Regions from separate parts of the Homo sapiens genome. Here region 2 is linked to region 1. Evidence: read pairs that join two places in POLR2A ChIA-PET (ENCODE). Cell type or tissue: Caco-2. All regions are shown on one strand.

Region 1 (5,000 bases):
CTGACCCTCTGGAACTCAGTCCAGAACAGCAGCCTCCTTATACAATCTCTCCGTCACAACCCCGGAAAACCAACCTGCCCCTGCAACCCTCCTCAGATGGCAGCTGCTTTCCCTCTCACATGCTCAGAACAGGAGAGGGTCCTTCTTGCTCCTCAGTCACCTGCAGTGTTCCTCTTTGGGTCCCTGCCTCTCATTCTTTAACATTTTACTATCTAGCCCCATCGTCATTCCCTTCTCATTCTCAGCAACCTGCGCCTCACCAGCACGATCCAGTAACATCCCTGGCCTCTCAATTTATCTGTGGCCCCCCAGCACAGCTGAGGCACCATTCTCATGAAAACTGTCCCACCGGCCCAGATGATGGCCTTTTATTTATAAGCTCCCGCCAGCATGCTTCAATCCCTGAGGCTGGCTCTTCCTTGTACAAGCCAACAATGTTCCTGGCTCAGGAGCATCCCCATCTGTCCTCAGCCTGGAATGCTCCTCCCCCAGGGGCACTGCTCTCACCCTATGTTGGCCTCTCCTTACAGGTCACCTCTCTGACCAGTGTCTGTAATGGAGCTGTACCCACCTTTCTCTTATCTGTGTCTCAAGAGCACGAGCTTGGCTTCATTCCCTGCTGTACCTTTAGTGCCTACAACAGAGCCTGGTATGTCGTAGGCACCAAGAACCGTATCATCAATGAGTACATTCAACAACTTTCCCAAGAACAGACATGAAAATAGTCTCTAGTTGGTTTGCTATGATAAATAATACCCTAACCAACCCACGTTCCTGTCTTCTTGAGTACTGGTGTTTTCAACTCCCAAGGACGCAGCCCCCAAAGAGGAGTTGCTATGTCAGAGAGAAAGCACACCTACGCTAAGGTATTCATGAACCCAAACTAGACTTAACTGAGCAAAGAACTGGGATTACTATGAGTGCATTCTGGTTTAACTCCAGTTACTCATTAACTCTTGCCTAAAAGGTATAGTCAGAAATCTTAAAGGCAAGGTAAGCTAAGTTAAATTTGTCCAGGACGGCAAATATAATATGTACAATTGAAAGCACGGCTTTAGGTAACAGGGTCACTTCTTTCAGGACCCTGAACACACTACCATTTTTTTTGAGACAGAGTCTTGCTCTGTCGCCCAGGCTGGAGTGTAGTGGTGCAAGCTCAGCTCACTGCAACCTCTGCCTCCTGGGTTCAAGCGATTCTCCTGTCTCAGCCTCCTGAGTAGCTAGGACTATAGGTGCCTGCCACCATGCCTGGCTAATTTTTTGTGTTTTTAGTAGAAATGGCGTTTCACCGTGTTAGTCAGATGGTCTCGATGATCTCACGATCTGCCTGCCTTAGCCTCCCAAAGTGCTGGGATTATAGGCATGGCCACTGCACCTGGCCTGAACACGCTACCATTTTAAGACAAAATTAGAATTCTTCCCTGTTTATGCCTTTCTATGCAATTTGGTTTTTTCCTGTGTATGTTTTAGAACTGAAGAAAGACTACACATATTTACTAACCAAACCTAACTAACTGTACCCTTTGGGAGTTTAAATTCCACTGAGGACTCTGGTAAGACTTACTTGTTGAATCATCTCTTCAAATTTCTCCTTTTCGTATTTCTGAAGGGCTTTATAATCTTCGACAGAGGTCACATCCAGCTTATGCTTTGTTTTTGGTTTGGGTGGTTCAAATGGACATGTGAGAATTGCAATCTTCGCATCTTCCACTTTCTATGGGGGAACATAAAGACATTTTAATTGGTGGAATTAAGAGTTAACCAACAGTGCGAAGCTGTGAGATGCAATGGCTCACTTTTGGCATCTGTGGGTGACTGAAATCCTTGTCCACAATCACGCCCTTAATCAGTTTAGTGTCCTCCAGCCTGCCGCCCACTTTGCCTTCTACTTTGATAAGCTCAAAGTCAACGTCTCTCCGCTCCATATCTGCTACAGTGAGGACGGCATTCACAGCAATCTCAGCCATCTGTCGGTGACAACTGTTGACCCTGAGGAAAACACCACAAAACAAACTTCATTGGTTTCACAATTACTGCAACCAAAGCAGGCCACATAACACAATGTTACTCAAAGATATAAATCAAACGATGTTTTGAGTCTTCTAGAGGGGAATGCCATCTCAACCTGCATTTTCAACAGTCTGGGGCAGATTCTTAACCTGTGATCCATGGGCCCTAAAGGGGACTGTATACTTAGATAGGAAAAAATTACATCTTTATTTTCGCTAACTCTGAAATTTACTATTTCCTTCCATTATGAATGTACTCAAGAAACCACTGTAGTCTGGCATGAATTAAGGTCTTCTTAGAATGCAGCACTTTTACAGAATACTGTTACTATTTTACAAGTTCAGAACAGAATGGGAAAGGTAAGTAATCACTCAGGAAGAGTCACTCTTATCTCAATGAAGTGTAGCACTAACCAGGAACTGAAAGGACTGGACAGGGCATTTAAACTTTCCAAGAATTCACCACAACATCCATTATAGATGGAGGGTGTTACCTTTTTGAAAGCTTTGAAACATGTGAATAGACAGTTCAATAAATTAATTTTTGAGCCAAGAAAAACAACTAGGGAAACCTAGCACTTGAAATAATGTCTGAAATCACAGGTTATCTATAAAAGAGAACCATGAAAGTAAACATGTTGTATCTTAAGTAGATGACTTAATACTTGCAAACAGAACAAGGCCAACTTATAAAGCAACAAGAAAACTGATTTGTACACTTCAAGTAATGATGATGTCCTCCTTTCATGAGAAAATAAGTGTTATACTTGTGACAAGAGGCTACCCCTAGGGTACTCACTCTTGCCTAGGGAGCTAGTCTCTGCTGAGATCTGTGGTTAGAGGAGGACAGCAGGCATTGCTGAAGGCTTCTGCTCTAACATAGGCTTTGCTCAGGGGAAAAGGCAACAGAAGCAGACACTTTTCCTGCATTTTCCCTGACTACTCTGAGTTTAGAAGATCCCTCATTCCTTTTTGCTAAAACCACCACAAGCACACAATTGAAAACATCTCTCACTGATTTAATATAATGTAATAAAGCAGCTTACACTGGATTTTTATGTTATATTACGGCAACAGACCTTAAGTCTTTGGCATTGTACATAATCAGCGCACCCCTTGGCTGAGGTTGCTTAGAGTCTCCTGGGAGAAGAGCTGTGTCTTAGTGCCCATAAGACCTGGCAGTAAGCCTGGCAAACGGACATTACACGAACGCTGAAAACACCAGAGACAAGTCGCTTTCAAGACTCTCTTTACTAAATTATAATTTTGGATCGGCAATTTGCTGAATAAAAAGTGGAACCCACCCCCAATGGCTCCCCAGCAAAGAAATTATAGAAAGAAGTGTTAAGAAAATTCACATATCCTCCAGGTAGGACCCTTTCTAGTTGACTTTTTTTTTTTTTTGAGACAGGGTCTCGCTCTGTTGCTCAAGCTGGAGTGCAGTGGCATGATCATGGCTTGCTGCAGCCTCGACCTCTCACCTCAGCCTCTGGAGTTGCTGAAGTGTGTGCTACCATGCCTGGCTAGTTTTTTGTTTTGTAGCGATGGGGTCCCACTACATTGCCCTGGCTGGTCTTCAATTCCTGAGCTCAAGCAAGCTACTGCTTTGGCCTCCTAAAGTGCTGAGATTACAAGTATGAGCCACTGCATCCAGCCTTAGCTGATTTTTAACACAACCTATTCTGCTAAATTAAAATAACTATATTTTGCAAATATTGTCAAGGGGATTTATACCTGAACTTAGAAATTCAGTTCTCAACTTAAATACAAAATGCATCTGTCTACATCTACATTAAAAACAAAGCAAAACCAAGTAATCAAAACAAATAATCAAATCGATACAAATCCACCAGTGGTCATTTTGTGTTGCCTTTAAGAAATGGCAAACAAACTGCCTCCTCTACAAATGGGTAATCATATCATCTACTGAAACGTACACTTTGGAGCCCAGCGTGGTTTTTGCTGTCTGAATCAGGGGTTCGGTGTCCTTTATGTCAACAAGGACGCTATCGCTGATCTTGTCCAGGTGTTCAATAGCAACACGAGCAGCCTGCTCATAGCCATCGGCTATTCTGATTGGGTGAATGCCTCGGTCTAGCAATTGCTCCGCTTCTTCTAACAAGGCACCAGCCAGGACTGCAAATAAGCCAGCAGACAATCAGTTCAGGCAAACAACAAAACTTCACTTTTAGTATAATCAGCACAAGTTAGATGCTATCATGGAAAGAAGCAGCTTCTAGAATTAAGCTGCAAGTCATCTTAGAGGCAGAAGCCCTCTATTTTTAAAAGAAAGCCTCGTTTTAGTTCTAGCGAAGGTCGAATAGGACATGTGTCCCCTTACAGATGAACATTCAACCCTCAGTGATGTGAAGAACGTAACTAAAGAATATAATGTAAAAAGAACATTTTTCTAAGAGGTAAAAAGCTATTATGTTTCCTGGGCCAGGGTCTACTCAGTGAAATTCAGCCTGGTGATGAGACTAAAACGTGTTTATTATTTATTCCCCCCACCCCCATCCTCCTTTCTCCTCATTTTAGGGTCGCAAAGATGAATTTTGTTTAAATCTACAGCTCTCCAAGCGCACCGAGAACAGTGCTTGGCATACAATAGTATCCAATAAATATTTGTTGAATGAATTCAAATTTCATCTGCAGAAAAGGTAACCTTACTGATATTTTGTCTTCAATCTCCCCAACTTTTTAAAGATTTCAAATCTTCAGAAAAAAAAGGTACAATACTAAAACGAATACCAGTTTACTTATTAACATTTTGCCACATTTTCTCTACATGTACATACTGTTTCTGTTCAACTATTTGAGAATTAGTTACAGAAACCATGACATGTCACTCCTAAGTATTTAGGTATACAGCTGAGAAGAAGGGCATTCTCCTACACATCTGCAATATAATGGTCACAGATCACTCAGGAAACTCAGCATTGCAGTACATGATCCAAAATCAAATTCTTCCACGTTTCCCAAACATCCTTT
Region 2 (5,000 bases), 330 kb before region 1:
GCAGAAGTTGGATTTTTAAAATCAAGATTCTGAAGTATTTCTAATATAGAAATACCCCTACAAGTGAATAAACCAGGACTCAAAACTTTATTTATAGATAGATAACTTTACAGATAGCTAATCTGGCAGAGCATATATATTTCACAGCACAAGTCAGAAAAGAACACCGAAAAATTCACTATCATTAGCTCCAGGTACTGGGAATACAGGTGACTGGTTTTTGTTTTTTTCTTTGTACTTCTCTTTTTTTTTTCATTTTCCACACCAAAAAAAAAAAAATTGTATCAGAAGAATAATAAAATACCTAATAAATATTACTATTCAATGTTGTCCGAGTAAAAGAATAAGGATCATGTTGTGAATGTGATCATTCACAGTGAAAATAAAGTAACTCTACTCAGAAAGATCTTTAACATCACTAAAATCTGGCCGGGTGTGGTGGTTCACATCTGTAATCCCAGCACTTTGGGAAGCTGAAGCAGGCGGATCACTTGAGGTCAGGAGTTCAAGACATGTCTGGCCAACATGGTGAAACCCCGTCATTACTAAAAATACAAAAATTAGCCAGGCAGATCACTTCAGGTCAGGAGTTCGAGATCAACCTGGCCAACATGGTGAAACCCCATCTCTACTAAAAATACAAAAATCAGCCGGGCATGGTGGCGGGCGTCTGTAATCCCAGCTACTTGGGAGGCTGAGGTGGGAGAATTGCTTGAACCCAGGAGACAGAGGTTGCAGTGAGCCAAGATCGCACAACTGCATTCCAGCTTGGGCGACAGAGCGAGACTCCATCTCAAAATAAATAAATAAATAAATAAATAATAAATAAAATCACTAAAATTGGAAACACTCTCCCACAATGAAAACTTCACATACCCCCAACACTTCACTGCTTTTTTAAATTCAGTAGGCTAAAGAGTCTCCCAATTTCTTAGCTAAGTAAATACTGCTGTTGATTTAAAAGCCAGGCAACACATGAATAATAATGTCCTGGTCTATGTAAATGTTTCAGAAAAGGCCCATATTTGCAGTGCTGTTAAAAGCCAGGAAACAAATGAGTAATGTCCCAGAATATGTAAATGTATTGGAAAAGGCCATGTTTGCACTGGAAAGATCCCTCACCAATTGAATCTGGCTGTGACTGCAAGATACCAAGAGCAATTTCCTAAATTGCGCATTAAGATGCCACACAGCAAAACTTATTCAGCACTAAAAGACTGAAGATGAGAACTGTTTGTTGGTCTGAATGTCCTCTTATAAACTGTATGGAAAATAAAGAGAAGAAAGCAGTATACACACACACACACACACACACACACACACACACACACACACACACACAGTTACAAGAACCCAACGCACATCGTATTCTCACAGTGTATCAGGTCTAAACAAGAACTTCCAATCAAGTAGAGAGCCACTGGCTGTGGCACCAACACCAGCCTTTTCTTTCTTCTTCATATAGGGCTGTGTTACAGTTGAACCTTAAACAACTCTTGAACTGTCAGAGTACACTTATAGGTAGATTTTTTTCAACCAAATCGTGGGAAGTGAAATCCACCTACAGAGGGCTGACTCTGTATACAGGGGCTCCACAAAGCGGATTGTGGGACTTGAGTATATGCAGATTTGGGTATAGGTGGGGGAGTCCTGGAACAAATTCCTCACGTGTCCTGAAGGATGACTGTATTTCTCGGTGTTACATAATGGAAGAAAGAAATGCTATGCAATTAGCATGGAGCAGAGACAACAGAGAAACTCCCAAGACCCACAAGAACATAGAATTCAGGGTCTTCACCACAGCCTATGTTGCTGCCTGTTGGGTCCTTGATGATAGAGCCCCGTGGCTTGTACTTGTCTTGGCCTCCAGTCTCCTGCGGAAAGCCTGGCACAGGGAAGCCATCACCAAAACTCTGGGATGGGCGAAGGACTGATGGATGCAACTGCTTCAGGTGAGGACAGAGAGGAGGGGCCCTGCAGTGAGTCCCATCTGTCAGACCCTGGACCCACAGCTCTGCTTTACGCATGACCCCATGGCCATGAGGCCATGACCCCATGACCCCATGCTTTATGCCATTGGCACAGCGCCCTCACCCAGCATGGTAACCCATCAAACACCTGGGCCCGGGCATTGTCTTTCATGAGGGCTCCCAGCAAGGCTACAATCCAGACATCTCCAGCACACCTGTTAGCCACACAGGCCTTTGGGCAGCCACATCTCCAGGGCTGACAGAGGAAGCCACAAACACCCAGGAAGTGCTTTCTAATTCCAGGTGTTTCTCAGTGCGTTTCTTTTCCCTAGAACAAGCAAAGCCACATGCTCCACAGACCCCATCTAATCACATGCTTAAACTCCCTTTGTCAAATGGAAATGACTGTGGAGACTCGAAGTCAGACCTAAGACGTCTAAGTTAAGGACCACAGATCAGCATCCCAAATATGGATTTGTCCATCAAGGACAATGTTTAGGGGACCTCAGGTTCCAGCTCTGTAGGCATCCAGGAAAACACTTGTTGATTTAAACAAACACTGAAAAGGCATTGATCTAAGTAAGCACAATGTAAGAGACGAGCTCACCACAACCAGAGCCTAAGAAGATCTGCCCTGGAAGACTGTGTCCACTTCAAAGAGGACCAAACTTCAACACGACGCCAGCAGAGCTCTCACTTACCACTGGAGTTGGGTCTTCTTCCTTCCCCTCCAGCTCTCCTTACCCAAGTCTGTCCTTCCCTTTGTGAGTAAAGCACTGGTCACTTCTGACCTCATCTCCTGCCCTCTCCCCATGGTGCTCTGCTGTAGTCCCTCTGACCTCTGGCTCTTCTAGAACATTCCAGCTCTACCACCTGCTCCACCAGCCTGGAAGGCTCTTTCCTAGACCTCCAAACAGCAAGACTTTCACTTCCTTCCAGGTCTTTACTCAAAGGTTCCTTCCTCAACGAGGACGGAAATTTTCAGCACCAGCCCAGTGCTGCAAAACCCTTTCCCTGCCTACCTTATCCCATCTCCTGAGCACTTGCTCCCTCCTGAGAAGAGGTGCATGTATTTGAGCTTGTTATTGTTTCTCACCCCCAAAATCACGTAAGCTCCACTTCAGCAGCAATCTCCATTTCTGTCTGGCATTCTGTCCCCTAGAACAGCGCCTGGCACAGGTACCCCTGTCCAATAAATATTTGCTAAATAAATAAATACATTAAACTGAAAAAGAGGCAACTTCATGCTGAATCAAGAGGCTTATTTAATGCAAATTGTTTTGTGACATTTCTTTTTTTTTTATTATTTTTTTGAGACAGGGTCTTGCTCTGTCTCCCAGGCTGGAATGCAGTGGCATGATCATGGCTCACTGCAGCTTCAACTTTCCAGCTCAAGTGATCCTCCTGCCTCAGCCTCCAAAGTAGCTAGGACTATAGGCATGTACCCCCACATCTGGCTAATTTTTGCATTTTTTGTAGAGACAGGGTCTTACTATGTTGCCCAGACTGGTCTTGAACTCCCAAGCTCAAGTGATCAGCCCACTTCAGCCTCCCGAAGTTCTGGGATTACACGCATAAGCCACCGCCCCCAGCTGACAGTTCTTTTTAAAGGGAGAATTCCAACAGAGAAAGTGCCTGCTTGAAGTGTTATTAGTTCATAAAAATCACTTTGAAAATCAAAGCCAAATGTATGATTTCTTGGTAAAACACGTGTCATGTGGTTCTGTTAGGCATAAAACAGTCATCTCTGGCCCCTCATTAATTTCCTGTCAATTACATTTTCACCGGGCAGGTGGCAGCTGCCACCACTCGTCTTCTAGGCTGCTCACGCCGGGCACTGGGTAAACGTGGCAGGATGTCCTCGAAAGACCGACTGTGATCTTCGGAGGGATATTTCATGCCTCCTGGGGTTAATCTCCTCAGATTACACTTTTAAAAGCTCCCTTGTCTTATTACAACTCCAAGAGAAAAATACAGTCAAATGTTAAGATTCAAACAACAACAAACACTCCAAATCACAAAGAGAGAAGCATTTACAGAGCCAGGAATTCTAATTATAGGTATTTTCCATCTTACAGAATAGGACCGCCTGTTGGAAGGGCTGGTAAACACAATTTTCCTACCAAAGTACATAAATTCTTTAACTGTAAAAAACACCTGACAAAACTCTTGGTGAGGAAGAGGCAGGAGAGAGCAGCGAGGCGTGCCAAATACCACAGATCCTTCCAGGTAAGAAGGCACTCAGGTTCACAACTCCAACAATCTTACTCCCTTCAGTCTCTATCCCTATTCCAGTGACTTCAACAGGAGAAACTGGCAATGTCTGGAGACTTTCATTGTCACAGAGGGGAAGGCACTGGTGCTGGCATCCAGTGGGCAGGGGCCAGGGATGCTACTCAGCACCTTGCCATGCACAGGACGGGTTCCCACAGCAAAGGATTATTAGAACCAAAATGTCCACAGTGCTGAGACCTATCCTATTTTTAAGAATTTTCAAAATAGTATATGTAACTGGCAACAGGGCACGATACTTGAATCATGTTCAAAAAGCAGGGACAGGTCGGGCGCGGTGGCTCGCGCCTGTAATCCCAGCACTTTGGGAGGCCCGGGGAGGGAGGATCACCTGAGGTCAGGAGTTCAAGACCAGCCTGGCCAACATGGGGAAAACCTGTCTCTACTAACAATACAAAAAAATTACCCAGGCGTGGTAGCATACACCTGTAGTCCCAGCTACTCGGGAGGCTGAGGCAGGAGAGTTACTTGAACCCTGGAGGTGGAGGTTGCAGTTAGCCGAGATTGCCCCACTGCACTCCAGCCTGGGCGACAGAGCAAGATTCCATCTCAAAAACAAGAAAAAAAAAAAAAAAAGCAGGGACAATCATCCACCAACCATGTGCGACAAACTGCCGGACTGCACAGGGCAGAAACTGAATGAGGTTGAGCATCTCCCTCATGGAGCTGACCAAGCTTCAAGAGAAAATATCCACCAATCAATATAAAACAACGCAGAATGAAAGGCATCTATACCAA

Evidence for each region. ChIA-PET counts read pairs that join two places held together with the same protein. Peaks named below come from ENCODE experiments on the same cell type or tissue, not always from the same donor. Only the 100,000 strongest peaks of a DNase experiment are listed, where the experiment ranks them.
Region 2: POLR2A ChIA-PET joins it to region 1 with 5 read pairs; 2 of 35 experiments call an interaction of 5 or more read pairs at or near these places.

What each region holds. Positions count from the first base shown.
Region 1 is chr5:10,255,100-10,260,099 of GRCh38, reverse strand. CCT5 (chaperonin containing TCP1 subunit 5) reads right to left here. Exons shown (of 11, transcript NM_012073.5): 4 at 3,947-4,145; 5 at 1,797-1,989; 6 at 1,565-1,714. Among named protein-coding and RNA genes, the nearest start is that of CCT5, 7.3 kb to the right of the region's middle. In Caco-2, no CTCF peak of the experiment used is centred here; a DNase peak (open chromatin) is centred at 1,907.
Region 2 is chr5:10,582,828-10,587,827 of GRCh38, reverse strand. The region is part of intron 1 of ANKRD33B (ankyrin repeat domain 33B); the gene reads right to left. Among named protein-coding and RNA genes, the nearest start is that of ANKRD33B, 21 kb to the right of the region's middle. In Caco-2, no CTCF peak of the experiment used is centred here; no DNase peak of the experiment used is centred here.